Linked DNA regions of Homo sapiens: region 1 is linked to region 2. A link is a loop called in an ENCODE intact Hi-C map of the cell type or tissue named here. Cell type or tissue: PC-3. All regions are shown on one strand.

The links. Peaks named below come from ENCODE experiments on the same cell type or tissue, not always from the same donor. Only the 100,000 strongest peaks of a DNase experiment are listed, where the experiment ranks them.
Region 1: it touches region 2 in a loop (11-fold over the local background); 12 of 110 quality-filtered maps call a loop at or near these places.

Annotation. Positions count from the first base shown.
Region 1 is chr1:101,040,566-101,048,565 of GRCh38, forward strand. All of the region lies in intron 1 of DPH5-DT (DPH5 divergent transcript), which reads left to right. Among named protein-coding and RNA genes, the nearest start is that of DPH5-DT, 19 kb to the left of the region's middle. In PC-3, a CTCF peak has its summit at 3,381; a DNase peak (open chromatin) is centred at 3,376.
Region 2 is chr1:101,235,041-101,243,040 of GRCh38, forward strand. It overlaps S1PR1 (sphingosine-1-phosphate receptor 1), which reads left to right and starts at 1,979. Exons shown (of 2, transcript NM_001400.5): 1 at 1,979-2,059; 2 at 3,782-6,478. The coding sequence starts at 3,945. The coding sequence ends at 5,093. It overlaps S1PR1-DT (S1PR1 divergent transcript), which reads right to left and starts at 1,488. Exons shown (of 2, transcript NR_104626.1): 1 at 1,285-1,488; 2 at 1-841. RefSeq lists enhancers at 1,069-1,158, 3,792-3,841. In PC-3, CTCF peaks have their summits at 3,906 (motif pointing left) and 4,109; DNase peaks (open chromatin) are centred at 681 and 3,831; H3K4me3 peaks cover 3,431 bases.

The DNA of each region.
Region 1 (8,000 bases), 190 kb before region 2:
CAGCCGACTTCTACCTGGACTTTCGGATGTTTACGTACATCCTCTGAAATCTAGGTGGAGGCTCCTAAGCCTCAACTCTTGCCCTCTGCACACCTGTTGGCTTAACACCATGTGGAAGCCGCCAAGGCTTGTGGCTTGTACTCTCTGGATCAGTGGCCTTAGACATATCTGGGGCCCTTTTAGCCACAGCTGGAACTGAAGCCACTGAGACAGAGGGTGCCATGTCCTGAGGCTGCACAGATCAGTGGGTCCCTAGGCCTGGCCCACGAAACCATTTTTCCCTCCTAGGCCTCCAGGCCTGTGATGGAAGAGGCTGCTGAGAAGGTCTCTGAAATGGCTTGGAGGCATTTTCCCCATTGTCTTGGTTATTAACATTCAGCTTACCTTATGCAAATTTCTGCAGCTGGCTTGAATTCCTCCCCAGAAAATGAATTTTTTTTTCTACCACATGGCCAGGCTGCAAATTTTCTGAACTTTTATGCTCTGCTTCCCTTTTAAATATAAGTTCCAGTTTCAGGTCATTTCTTTGTTTATGCAAATGAGCATAAGCTTTTAGAAGAAGCCAGGCCACACCTTGAATGCTTTGCTGCTTAGGAATTTCTTCCACAAGATACCCAAATCATCTCTCTCAAGTTCAAAGTTCCACAGATCCCTAGAGCAGGGGCACAATACCACCAGTCTCTTTGCTAAAGCATATCAAGAGTGACCTTTACTCCAGTCCTCAATAAGTTCCTCATCTCTGTCTGAGACTACCTCAGCCTGGACTTCACTGTCCATATCACTATAAGCATCTTGGTCAGAACCATTCAACAAGTCTCTAGGAAGTTCCAAACTTTCCCTCATCTTCCTATCTTCTTCTGAGCCCTCCAAACTGTTCCAGCCTCTGCCTGTTACACAGCTTCAAAGTTACTTCCACATTTTCAGCTATCTTTATAGCAGTGCCCCACTCCTGGTACTAATTCTCTGTATTAGCCCATTCTCACATTGCTATGAAGACATACCAGAACCTGCATAATTTATTAAGAGAAGAGTTTTAATCAGCTCACAGTTCTGCAGACTGTACAGGCTTCTGCTTCTGGGGAGGCCTCAGGAAGCACACAGTCATGGCATAAGGCAAAGGGGAAGCCGTCACATTCTTCACATGGCCAGAGCAGGAGAGAGGGGGTAGAAGGGGGATGTGCTATACACTTTTAAAAAACACCAGATCTTGTGAGAACTCTATCACAAGACAGCACTAGAGGAATGGTGCTAAAGCATTAGAAACCACCCCCATGATCCAATTATCTCCTACCAGGCCCCACCTCCAATACTGGGGATCACAATTCAACATGAGATTTGGGTAGGGACAGAGAGCCAAACCATATCAGTTGTATTGTAAAATTTTAGTTACAGGATGAATTTATTCCATTTTCATGGACTTTTTATGAAACTTTTCGTAACCTGCATATTCATTTCAATAGTTAAAAGGAAACACAGCATGGAACTCTTTCTTACTCTTTGGTTTATTTATGCATGATATTCCTCTGTAGAGAATGTATATAAATTGTTACTTGGTTTGTATCATTTTCAAAGATTAGCAGGCTCAATAGTATTTCCGTTGTCAGTGAATTTCATCTTCCAGTTTTAATTTAAGTGTTCTCTTTCTAACACCCTTCCCACCATTGTTTTGTTTTATTTTCACTCAGAATACAGTATTCCTCATCTTGCCAAACACAGATCCCTCTACCCCTTTTCTGAATTTCTTCTCCCACTTTCACAGAGACCTGTTATCCTCTTCCATAATTTCAGCTACTCCTTCCCCACTGACTTTTACCCTTCAGCATATTAGAATACTCCCATCTTAAAAATAATCAAAACAACTGCCCTCTAATCATTGCCCATTTCTAACTATTTCTCAATACTTTTCCTTTTCATCACAAGTGTTTTGAAGAAATGTTCAGAGATCATCTCAAATTCTTCATCATCTCTGCTGTTTTCTTAATTCATTTTATCTGACTTCTACCCCTACTACAGTGAAACTGTTTTTGCCATGAACTCTAATGATCTACATATTATTAAAATAGTGACAGTCTGCTACTGGATCTCTGCATGTTTTGATTCTGCTGACCAATCCTTCCATGGTTTGTCTGACACCATTTTCTCTTGAATTTCTTTCTATCTGTTCTAAGTTAGTCTACTCCTCAACTACTGGTATTCTCAGCATTCCATTCTAGATCTTATTCTTCCCTCACTCTACAAAATTTCTACTTGGTGATCTTATTTACTCCCATGGCTCCAAAATCACTTCTAAAATTATTACTTTTTTCTTTGTCTCTCTTTCTCTCCCTCTTTCTTTCTCTCCTTCCTTCCTTCCTCCCTCCCTCCCTTTCTTCCTTCCGTTCTCTTTCTTTCTTTCCCTCCCTCCCTCCCTCTCTCTCTCTCTCTTTCTCCTTCCTTCTTTCATTCCTTTCCCTCCCTCCCTTCCTCCCTCCCTCCCTTCCTCCCTTCTTCCCTCCCTCCCTTCCTTCCTTCCTTCCTTTTTTTCTGAGACAGAGTCTCACTTTGTTACCTGGGCCAGAATGCAGTAGTATGATCAGCTCACTGCAGCCTCAAACTCATGAGCCAAAGTGATTCTCCTGCCTCCCCAGTAGCTGGGACTGCAGGTTCATGCCACCATACTAGGCTACCTTTTATTTTTTTGGCAGAGATGGGTTCTCACTATGTTACCCAGGCTGGTCTCAAACTCCTGGCCTCAAGTGATTTCCCTGCCTCAGTCTCTCAATATGCTGGGATTACAGGCGTGAGCCACGTAATGCCCAGCTAAAGTTATGAGTTTCATATGTTTTTTTACTTGGGATTTCTTTCCTGAGCTGCCATCCCATATATTCAACTGCATTTTCCACAGCACCTCAATACTGTGTGTGCAAAACTCAACTCCCCTTTCCCCACTGTATATGCTTTTCTTTCTGATTTCCCTTTTCCTCTTCCTATTGTAATTCCAAGACCTTATTTCTTTCCTCCAGAATTGCTTCATCACTTCCTAAGACTGATTCCGGTCTCATCTGACATTTAATCTTCATCTTCATCACTGCTCCCAAAATGATTTCTTTTTCTGAAACACATCTTTATTTTATTCCTCTGCTTGAAACATTTCAGTGCTTCCCATTACATTCAAGATAAAATGTATTTAAGTATATGTACACAGTGTATTTAAGTCAATTTATGATCTGGCCCCAGTGTTTCTGTGAAACCACAACTTTTGCCTCTCCTGTGTGCTAGTCAACTTTATATCAGGTCTCAGGGAACACTCTACTGTCTACCTTCCATGCTACCCACTTTCCCCCCTCTGACCTTTTCCTCCTGTGCAGTTCTCATTCTTGAAGCCTGATGTCACTACTTCCAAGCCTCTGCTTTTCTTCCCCATCCACTCATCTGACATTGCTATTCATCCTATTTCGTATTTCTTTTATAGCACTGACTAATTCAACTATAATGGTTTCTCTGAGTGTTTCCTAAACTATAAGCTTTCTGACAGCAGGAATTATGTGCTTTATCTTTGTATCCTGACAAGTAGAATGTAACTGTGGAACATATTTAATAAAAGTTTGTTCGATGAATAATGTCTGTATTTAATTTACTTCAAAAATAATCAATAGTACCTGCAATTACAGTGGTTTCTTTTTCATTGTATAATGCAAAATAGGTTCACCCTTTTAAAATGGCCCCAACTCCTATATGAACTTAGAGATATGAGAAAGTACCTCAGGGTAAATGTAACTACAAGTGATAATAATATGATAAAGCCTTTGCAATACAATTCTGACCTGAATTACCCAGAGGTAAGCTAAACTTCACAGGTGAAGGGCATAGTTCTCCACAAGACTGCCCTCATTTCAGACACCAGCCACAAGCTTGGGGGCTTCCAGGGCTACTCTCACTTCTGATCAGCTGTTTACAAATACATGAGGATAGCTACAAACCCTTCAGTTTCAATCATTAACAAGAATTATTAGACTTACAGAATACAGGAAAGCACTATAATTATGATAAAACTTTTATTATATCAAAAAGAGTACATATCAGAACCAGCCAAAAGAAGAAACACTTATGAGGTCTGGGATGGCCCAAATATGAGGGTTCCATGTCCTCTCTCCATGGAGTTAAAATTCATCATCTTCTGGTAGATTGTTGTGTGACAATTGCTAACCAGGGGAGCTTACCTGAACCTTGGTGTTTGGAGTTTTTATTGGGGTTTTATTATGTAAGTATGATTGACTGACTCATAACCATGCAGTGGAACTCAACCTCCATACTTCTTCCCTCCCTGCAGGTCAGGCTGGTATCACATGGCTGAAAGTACCAACCTTCTAATTACATGGTTGCCCTTTCTGGAATGTCCAGCCCCCATCTTGAGTCATCACATTAGGTTAAACTATCATTAGCCCACCATAAATAATGAAGACACTCTGATCATGGAGAAATTTCAAGAACTTACAGTCTCTCTCCTGGGGACCAGGGACAAAGGCCAGCTACATGCTTTTTTTTGTTTTGTTTTGTTTTTTTGAGATGGAGTCTAGCTCTGCCACCCAGGCTAGAGTGAAGTGGCACAATCTCTGCTCACTGCAACCTCTGCCTTCTGGGTTGAAGCGATTCTCCTGCCTCAGCCTCCTGAGGAGCTGGGATTACAGGAATATGCCTGTATTTTTGTACTTTTAGTAGAGACGGAGTTTCACCATGTTGGCCAGGCTTGTCTCAAACTCTTGACCTCAAGTGATCCGCCCACCTCAGCCTCCCAAAGTGCTGGGATTACAGTACCTTCTTTACAATAACAGCCTTGATCACCTAAAATAAAAAACATATCTGACCATCAAAACTAAAATTGCAAAACCTAAATTATATTGGTAGTCCAGAATTCTTGTTCATTTATCTGTTTTAATCATATGATCATTAAGAAAAGTCCAAAGAATTTGGAATTCATGTACAGATTAGAAGTCTGAATGGCACTATAAAATTGAGTTGACAGCATTAATTTCCATTTGGAAAAGTCTGCTAGAGGTTATTCATACAGGAAGAATTTATCAGAATTTGCAACTATCTCTAAAGTAGATTACACATATTTTATTTGGTGAATGTTTCAGAAATTGTGTTAGTGTGGACAGTTAAGAAAATAAAACTGAATGATCCTTATAAAGCTGATGGTCTGTGAAATTCTGCCTACATCAAACAGATTCAATAGAGTAATCTTTATCCATTAAGTGTTATTTCCTATTATTTGATATTACTGATTTAATAAATTTAAAATCTATTATTTATAATAGACAAGTATGTCTAGGTTTCATTTACAATTAAACTAATTAAATCTTGATTAAAGTTTCTGCTTGCATTATAGGTATCCTAAGTAGCCCAGTTAAACTCATTGTACCAATAGTGACACTTTCTTATTAAGAAAGCCCGAGTGTAAAGTATAATTCCTGGGAAGGAATTGAAAAGTCTCTCTAAGACATTAACCTCCAAAACTTTGAAAAATTATGTAAGGTAAGAAAAGAGGGTGGACAAACACAGTGATTTAAGTAATGTGAGTAAAAATCACTTGTGATTGGAGGGTCACTGTTTCTAGCAGGATGGCAAAATACCCTGTATAATTCTGCTACTGAAAATGGCCACAGATGCTGGAAGAAATATGTAACTGAGCTGAGAAGAAATTTAAGAAATTCACAGGTCAAAAGCAAAATGAATACAGAAACCCAGAGAGATAAGGTAGGACTCAAGCTGCCTTTTCCAGGGATTTGTGCAAAATCCTCTTTCTTTACCCTGAGCTCAATTTGCACATTGAGGGAGGTGACAAAGTCTAAAGCCTACCGAAGAATCTAATGATACCTCTGTTGTAAAGAGATCTGTACCCAAATGGCTTTACCAGCACGTTTGGGGTGAACTAGAAATAAACCTGTCTCACAAAAGGGGACAACAAGAAACACTGACAGAAACAACTTTCTCTAGGCCATGGGACAGCAAACTATAACCCCTGGGCCAGATCTGCCTACTGCCTGTTTTTGTACAACCCATGAGCTAAGAATGGTATATATATCTGGAGTGCAGTGGCGCGATCTCCACTCACTGCAAGCTCCGCCTCCCGGGTTCACGCCATTCTTCTGCCTCAGCCTCCCCAGTAGCTGGTACGACAGGCGCCTGCCACCACGCCCGGCTAAGTTTTTTGTATTTTTATTAGAGACGGTTTCACCGTGTTAGCCAGGATGGTCTTGATCTCCTGACCTCGTGATCTGCCCGCCTCGGCCTCCCAAAGTGCTGGGATTACAGGCGTTAGCCACCAAGCGCGGCCTTTTATATTTTTTAATGATTTAAAAAAATAAAAACGACAGTACTTAGTGATGTAAAAATTGTTATGAAATTCAAATATCAGTGTCCATAAATGGAGTTTTGTTAGAACACAGTCATGCTCATTCAGTTATGTGTTGTCTGTGGCTGCTTTCACACCATAGCAACTGAGCTGAGTAGTTGTACAGAGACCATAATGCTTGCAAAGCCTAAAATATTTGCTATCTGGCCTTTTACAGAAAAAGTTCACCAAACTCTGGTTTAGGATTTATAATGGTTAGAAATAGTTTGAGTTTTCTTCAGATTTAGTTCGACTCTCTAACCCATGTGATAATTCTACATAATCCTTTGTTTAAGTAATAGATTCAAAATAAACAATAGCACAGTTATTGTAAAGGCAAAGAAATAGAAATTAAATTACTTTAATTCTGCTATTCTTTGTGACCACTTTGAATCTTTGTGTTTAAAACTTTAAAACAATGAAATAGTGCAAACTTTAAGGTATAATACATGTTTGATCTAAAATTTATTCACAAAATATCTTACTGAATTTTTATTTTAGTAGAAATACATTCTTATTCATTAACTATTACTTTTTTAAGCTAAAGAACAAATTTAAAAACAATTTATTACAGAGGGCAAAAAGCACTAACCCTAAAAGAAAAAAATTGATAAATAGGGCTTCATTAAAATTAAAAGATGCTTACCAAAATATATTGCAAGAAAAAAGTCAAGCCAGAGATTGAGATAAAATATTCAAAATATGTGTATCTGACAAAGGACTTACATCCAAATAAATAAATTCGACTGCTTAAAAATACGACAACCCGGTTTTTAAAATGACTTGAATGACACTTCACCAGAGAAGATATATTCATGTATGTAATCACAGGAAGAAGGTGTGCAGCATCATTAGTTATTAGAAAAATGCAAATTAATATAACAAGGCTAAAATTAATTCTCATACATAACTGGCATAGTGTAAAATGGTGAAAGGACTTTGGAAACCTGTTTAGCAGTTAATTGTCGTATACTCTGTGGCCTAACTCATTTGACTCCTAGTATTTATTCAGAGAAGTGAATACATGTGCTCACAAAAAGACTTGCACAAGAGCGTTTGTAGCAGTTTTATTCGTAATAGCCTCAAACTGAAAGCAATGGAAATACCAATCAGAAGGAGAATGGATTAAAAATATATGTGCGATACAATCATGTGACAGAATACTATAAGCGATTTAAAAATGATCAACTGATACAATCTGAAAGATGACTGAATATCAGAAAGATTATATTGATCAAAAGAAGCCAGATGCAAGGGAATAAATACTGTTTGATCCTGTTTATGTGAAATTTTATAATGTGAAAGGCAAAACTAACCTATGCTGATGGAGTAAGTGGTTGCCTACAGGGGTGAGGCTTGATTGGAAAGGTGCTCTAGGGAAATTTCCAGGATGATACCCCCCTTTTTTTTTCCCAAGACAGGGTCTCACTCTGTCACCCAGGCTGGAGTGTAGTGGTACAATCCTGGCTCACTACAGCCTCGACCCAGGTTCAAGCAATCCTCTCATCTCAGCCTCCTGGGTACCTGGGACTACAGGTACAAGCCACCACACCTGGCTAATCTTTTTATGAAAATTTTTTTGTAGAGATGAGATCTCACTATATTGCCCAGGCTGGTCACAAACTCC
Region 2 (8,000 bases):
TCCCTCTAGGAACATATATTTCAATTCCTTAACTATTTATTGACTGATAGCGTTTGAGCCACAAGGCAAGGCATTTGCAATATTTAGGTTTTGGAACCCAGCTCTGCCACTCACTAGCTGGGAAATCTACAAGTCACCTTAGTTGTCTGAATGACACTTCTCTCAACAATAAAATGGCCAGCAATGCTTACTTACTTCACAGAGCAGTAAGGTTAAATTAACCTAGCACATGCTTGATACAGACTAGGTGTGAAATTTCACTTTGATTCCTTTGGCTTTAAAGAATGCATAAATTAGTGTGGGTGGAGGCGGGAGAAGGGGGGGAATGCCAAGTCCCCCGTTTTGTTGTGCTGGGTAGACACAATATACCTCTTCCCCTTTAAGTGAAATAAGTCTTCAAATCCAATTAGGATCTACTCTGGAGTCTTAGAGGACCGTTATCTTGGTTTCCACATTATATGCACTGTACTGTTGTTGAAGCTGTGGGTATGTATTGGGTGCGTCGCTGTCGATGAATGCTTTAAAACAGCTGTGAATTAACTGTCACTTCTTTTTTTTTTTTTTTTGGCAAACTCACAAAATCCCAGAAGTCAGGGGTCTGTTGTTTGTTCATTCTGCCTCCTTCTGAGTCATTCAGGTACAGGGTGTGTCTGCCAATTGAAACTGCACAGCGGAGGAAGTTTTTGAGTTCACATCTGCCGGGATGGGAACGCAGTGCGACCAGGGACTGGGTGGAAACTTTTACAACAGTAATGCAAGGGCAGAAGCGTCCTGTCCTGAGCTTGTCACGCAGGCAGATCTGACCAAGTCCGCCTCTCAGCCTCACGTTCTTAAGTAGCATCTAAGCAAAAGAAAAGGGTGGGCAAAGTGCTAGTAATGAGATTTGAGGCCTCTGAGTCGACTCCCAAGCAGAATGTGAGAGAAGGGTGCCGGCTCCTGCTGGGCAGCTGCAGTTGCTCCGCAGCTCCTGGCCGAGAATCTCCCCCTTTGGAAATTCCTGAGCTGCCCAGGCGTTTTGAATCTCTCAGGACTCAGCAGCAGCCCACCCCCTCAACGACCTCTCCATTGGCCAGAATCTGGGACACACAGCCTGACTTTGTGCTCAGCTGAGGGAAACCCCTCGCCCAACACCAAAACCGGCGCTGGTTCATTTCTCTGTGCACTCTGGGAAAGCCACTGCCCCTCAGACCGCAGTTGCGAGTAGCACGAGGATCTGGGGTGGCGGGGGGAGTACAGGAACCTCCCGGTTCATTCTCCCTCCCGGGCTGCTTGTCTCCTCCGTACCTCTCGCAGCCCCTTCCCAGCCTCTCCTCCCCAGAGCGCCGCCGACACTCGCCGGGCCGCGGCTCAGGTTTTCTGCTGCTCGCGCGAAAGTGGCTCGGGGAGCTCCTGGCCACAAGCTCAGCACACCGATCCTCCTAGGGCTGCGGGGGGTGTGGGACCAGGGCGGTGCGCTACGAGACTCCGGGCCGTCCTCTGCCTCCTCAGACTTTTCGAGAGAAAAGTTTTCAAAGTCTCTCCACCTTTTTTTTTTTTCAGGGGCTCGGGAGAATCCTCTCCACAGCCAGGGATCAGCGTCTATCTGGGCGAGGGCAGTGATTTATACAGTAGAATCCAGGGGTTACCGGGCTCCGCCCCTTCTCTCTCTCTCTTTTTTTCTTTCATTTGTTGTTTGGGGAGGAGGGGTTCTTTTTTTTTTTTTTTTTTTTTTTTTTGCTTCTGCCCCAGATCTTTCCTGGACAGTGCGTCTCAGCAGTTCAGATCCGGGGGCCCCCAGCTGACAGAGGGCGTGGGGGGTTAAGGCATTAACCCCTCCCAGCCTCTTCCTGAAGAAACCACCCAGCCTTGGCGCGGCGCTGGGTGACTTCGCGTAGCAGGCAGGGAACTGGCCGCGGCGAGCGGGACTGGCCATTGGAGTGCTCCGCTGCGGAGGGAGGGGACCCCGACTCGAGTAAGTTTGCGAGAGCACTACGCAGTCAGTCGGGGGCAGCAGCAAGATGCGAAGCGAGCCGTACAGATCCCGGGCTCTCCGAACGCAACTTCGCCCTGCTTGAGCGAGGTAGGGGGCGGCGAATGGCGGGGGTCGCGGGCGCGGGGAGCCCGGTTGTGGTAGGGCTTAGGTGTCAGAAACGAATTTTTAAGTCGAACGAGGCAAACAAAAACTTAGAAAACATGCATCTCCGGGCGCTGAAAATTTGCATCTCTGGGCTACTAAGGAGCCCATCTCGATCAGATTGTTCTTGGGCACTTGTGATTTATGGAGTTCAGAAAAAAGGTTAATTCCCAACTGTGGAACCTACGGGTGTAGGGGCAGTGAAAATTGCAGTTGGTCGGAGGAATAGGAGGGAAGGCGTTAAATTTTGGAAATCCTATAGACAAAGAATATGGTGGGTGGTGTGGAGCGTGGGTAATGGCTTAAATTAGTACTGCCCAGGAGCAGGGTATAAAATTAGTTGGGGGAAAATGCGGAGCTTCTTGGCTTGAGCAGCCTCTGCTGTTCGCGGAGTTGCTGGGATTGTTCTCATCTCTATTACCTCATTTTATTGCATTGCTGCATTACCTTGAAATATTTAAGCAACTTAGAAGTAGACTTCTGCTGACCAGTGCCGTCTTAGAAAGTTTCTTTGTAACTTTCTAGTCCTAGGAGAGGAGTCAACGTGTTGGGGGACTGCAGTAAATAAAACTGCCCACGCAAATTTAGCAATGCACCAGGGAGCAGTTTAATGTGAGTTTCTGAAGAGTAGTTTTGCAATCGAAATTAGAAATGTGGTAGCATGTATTATGGCTGTCATGAGTAGTTTGATTTCTCTCTTTTGTGTATGTTTTGGCTAAACTAAACAAAGCAAAAAATATTTATGCAATCAACTAATGTACGAAACTTCTGGGATTTGCTGCAATCTGTTATGAATGGTTTTAACTGAATACCTTTAAATTTACTTGCCCTGGCTTGGGGTGGGGGGTGGGGTGGGGGGGCGCGGGGGGAGGCGGGGAGAATAAGAAGAAGAAAGAAAAGGCAGTCGCTTCACGGAGGCGCTAAGCTTTCCTGTTTACAGCAAGGCGGGGCGGGCCTGGCTGCCCACACCTCACTGCGCCCTCGGACCCTAAGCACACCTGCTCCTAGAGAGTTATTAATAGAGCCCCCAAATGGCTTACGCTTTCAAATGATTTTCCTGCAAATCTGATTTCTTGCATGGCACATGGCAATTAGGAGGTGGTGCTAGTATCTTTGAACTGGGGGGCTGGGGGTGGGCATGGGGGACAGAGGTGTGTGTCTTCGCCCTCAGACTGGCAGTTGAGTCTTTTCCGAGGAGAGACGTGGGCTGGTATTGAGCGTGCAGCTAAGCTGGTGACTGCTTCAGAGAATCTCATGGCTGGAAATCCGGGGGTGAGGGGGTGTGGGGTGGTGAGAGGGCAGGAGTGGAGTTAAAATGGGGTGTAGTTCTCTAGGTTTCCCATTCCTCCCACTCCTTGTTTTCCTTTTCATCATCTTTTTTTTTTTGTCAACCCACAGCCAACATCGTAATTCCCATTTCCCTTTGAGTGAATGTGGCCATAGAGTTTCTCCCTCTCTTTTTCTTCCCCCTCTTCCTTTTTTGAAAAAAGAAAAAAAAGGAAGAAAAAAGATAATTTGATTTTTAAAAAAAATCTCTCTCCCTGAGCTCTCCCCAAGTTTCTTTAAAACAAATCAACAACAACACAATTGGAGCAGTGCCTTAGCTAGAATGAATTATGCCAGTATGCTGTGGCTCTTTCCCTGACTCTCTCCTCTGACTTGTTTAAGGCTGCGGTTTCCGAGGCCCTCTCCAGCCAAGGAAAAGCTACACAAAAAGCCTGGATCACTCATCGAACCACCCCTGAAGCCAGTGAAGGCTCTCTCGCCTCGCCCTCTAGCGTTCGTCTGGAGTAGCGCCACCCCGGCTTCCTGGGGACACAGGGTTGGCACCATGGGGCCCACCAGCGTCCCGCTGGTCAAGGCCCACCGCAGCTCGGTCTCTGACTACGTCAACTATGATATCATCGTCCGGCATTACAACTACACGGGAAAGCTGAATATCAGCGCGGACAAGGAGAACAGCATTAAACTGACCTCGGTGGTGTTCATTCTCATCTGCTGCTTTATCATCCTGGAGAACATCTTTGTCTTGCTGACCATTTGGAAAACCAAGAAATTCCACCGACCCATGTACTATTTTATTGGCAATCTGGCCCTCTCAGACCTGTTGGCAGGAGTAGCCTACACAGCTAACCTGCTCTTGTCTGGGGCCACCACCTACAAGCTCACTCCCGCCCAGTGGTTTCTGCGGGAAGGGAGTATGTTTGTGGCCCTGTCAGCCTCCGTGTTCAGTCTCCTCGCCATCGCCATTGAGCGCTATATCACAATGCTGAAAATGAAACTCCACAACGGGAGCAATAACTTCCGCCTCTTCCTGCTAATCAGCGCCTGCTGGGTCATCTCCCTCATCCTGGGTGGCCTGCCTATCATGGGCTGGAACTGCATCAGTGCGCTGTCCAGCTGCTCCACCGTGCTGCCGCTCTACCACAAGCACTATATCCTCTTCTGCACCACGGTCTTCACTCTGCTTCTGCTCTCCATCGTCATTCTGTACTGCAGAATCTACTCCTTGGTCAGGACTCGGAGCCGCCGCCTGACGTTCCGCAAGAACATTTCCAAGGCCAGCCGCAGCTCTGAGAAGTCGCTGGCGCTGCTCAAGACCGTAATTATCGTCCTGAGCGTCTTCATCGCCTGCTGGGCACCGCTCTTCATCCTGCTCCTGCTGGATGTGGGCTGCAAGGTGAAGACCTGTGACATCCTCTTCAGAGCGGAGTACTTCCTGGTGTTAGCTGTGCTCAACTCCGGCACCAACCCCATCATTTACACTCTGACCAACAAGGAGATGCGTCGGGCCTTCATCCGGATCATGTCCTGCTGCAAGTGCCCGAGCGGAGACTCTGCTGGCAAATTCAAGCGACCCATCATCGCCGGCATGGAATTCAGCCGCAGCAAATCGGACAATTCCTCCCACCCCCAGAAAGACGAAGGGGACAACCCAGAGACCATTATGTCTTCTGGAAACGTCAACTCTTCTTCCTAGAACTGGAAGCTGTCCACCCACCGGAAGCGCTCTTTACTTGGTCGCTGGCCACCCCAGTGTTTGGAAAAAAATCTCTGGGCTTCGACTGCTGCCAGGGAGGAGCTGCTGCAAGCCAGAGGGAGGAAGGGGGAGAATACGAACAGCCTGGTGGTGTCGGGTGTTGGTGGGTAGAGTTAGTTCCTGTGAACAATGCACTGGGAAGGGTGGAGATCAGGTCCCGGCCTGGAATATATTTTCTACCCCCCTGGAGCTTTGATTTTGCACTGAGCCAAAGGTCTAGCATTGTCAAGCTCCTAAAGGGTTCATTTGGCCCCTCCTCAAAGACTAATGTCCCCATGTGAAAGCGTCTCTTTGTCTGGAGCTTTGAGGAGATGTTTTCCTTCACTTTAGTTTCAAACCCAAGTGAGTGTGTGCACTTCTGCTTCTTTAGGGATGCCCTGTACATCCCACACCCCACCCTCCCTTCCCTTCATACCCCTCCTCAACGTTCTTTTACTTTATACTTTAACTACCTGAGAGTTATCAGAGCTGGGGTTGTGGAATGATCGATCATCTATAGCAAATAGGCTATGTTGAGTACGTAGGCTGTGGGAAGATGAAGATGGTTTGGAGGTGTAAAACAATGTCCTTCGCTGAGGCCAAAGTTTCCATGTAAGCGGGATCCGTTTTTTGGAATTTGGTTGAAGTCACTTTGATTTCTTTAAAAAACATCTTTTCAATGAAATGTGTTACCATTTCATATCCATTGAAGCCGAAATCTGCATAAGGAAGCCCACTTTATCTAAATGATATTAGCCAGGATCCTTGGTGTCCTAGGAGAAACAGACAAGCAAAACAAAGTGAAAACCGAATGGATTAACTTTTGCAAACCAAGGGAGATTTCTTAGCAAATGAGTCTAACAAATATGACATCTGTCTTTGGCACTTTTGTTGATGTTTATTTCAGAATGTTGTGTGATTCATTTCAAGCAACAACATGGTTGTATTTTGTTGTGTTAAAAGTACTTTTCTTGATTTTTGAATGTATTTGTTTCAGCAGAAGTCATTTTATTGGATTTTTCTAACCCGTGTTAACACCATTGAATGTGTATTTCTTAAGAAAATACCACCCTCTTGTGCCCTTAAAAGCATTACTTTAACTGGTAGGGAACGCCAGAAACTTTTCAGTCCAGCTATTCATTAGATAGTAATTGAAGATATGTATAAATATTACAAAGAATAAAAATATATTACTGTCTCTTTAGTATGGTTTTCAGTGCAATTAAACCGAGAGATGTCTTGTTTTTTTAAAAAGAATAGTATTTAATAGGTTTCTGACTTTTGTGGATCATTTTGCACATAGCTTTATCAACTTTTAAACATTAATAAACTGATTTTTTTAAAGATCCCTTTGTGAAGAGCATTCTTAAAAATAATTATTGAGTCATCTACTGGATTGTGTAGCTCTTTGGAATCAAAGTGAAGGACAAATTTCTATTATTCTTTAAAGGATTTTTACCTTAACTAGGGTGTGAAAAAAGTGTGGTTTGTTTAGAAACCACTCTATCTTTTTCAGGAAGAGAAACTTCAATAAGTTAACACTGAAGAGTAGTAAAGAATGAGATAAAAACCACCAACCTTCTGAATACCACATTGGCTAGTAAGTAGAATTGTTTGAGTTTTAAACTGCATTTAAGCCAAATAAATTAAATGCAATAATTCTGTCATCAAATATGGGCTTTTAAAGAAATTATACACAAAAATGTGGTTGTAAATCTAGTTTAAATGATGAGACTCAATCATCATTCAAAACCCATCAAAAAAGCATACATTCTTGGCCTTTCACCAACATGTTGGGGAAGTGGGGATATGGATATGGGTATTAAATCATGTGTTTTTTTTTTTTTTTTTTCAGGACACTGTCTTGGCTTCTCCCAGCCTATCTTCTGAACCACATAGAAGTATACAGTATCAGTGAAGCAGCTAGCTGTAAAATGTGGGCTGAGTAGCATAACACTTTTATCTGAAAACCTTCAATTCATAGTATCTGAAAGCATTAATATTCTCAGTCATTAATTTTTCCAACTACAAAATGAAGGCACTTTGCAAGCATCACAGACTTATTGTAATAGTTAATTCTTGTTTTTGATTATTGTCATCTTTTGGGGGATTAAAGTGTTTTGGCATGTTGGGCTCTCTAATCTTTTCGCTACTTTCAGAATTTGTGCTTTCAAGTGTCATTGTATATGCACAGGACACAGTTGGGACATGAAGATAAACCTCACCTAATAGAGTAGATGTCATTTCTGGGTAAGGTTAACTGTGGGAAACAGAAATGTGTTCACTAAGGAAACCTTAGGTCACAACCTCCAGTTTCCTGAAGGAAATGCCAAAAATGCTCCAAAGACAAAAGGCTGGAAACAAACTGGAATGTCTCTCTCCATCTGTCTGCTAAGGCGGAAGGAATGATTTCATGTTACATTCACTTCCTAGACTTTCATTACAGAGTCAAGCATAATGGAAAAGTATGTCCATTTTGTGTTTCTGTGGAAGATAAAATGTTCATATTCTCCGACTTATCTTCATAAGCACAGTAGTGATTCATGATATGGGGAAAGATGGGATAAGGTGGCTGGCTTTGGGAGATGGGGAGCTCTTTGGTGACACTTTTCCCCCTGTGACCACATTATCCAGTGATTAGATGTACTTTCTTCCTGGAAACTCCAGACTGTGCATTTCATTCCAAGAAAGCTGGGTAGTCATGGACTGTGGTTTTCCTGGGCACATGTGTGGTAGAGCCCCAGATCAGACCAAGAAGCAAAGACATAAGAAGAAGGAATCCTTGGTTGTCTCCCAACATGAATATCTGGTTTTAATTCAGTGTATTCTCAGAAGTAAGAATGAGAAAAAAATCTTAGTAATTATATG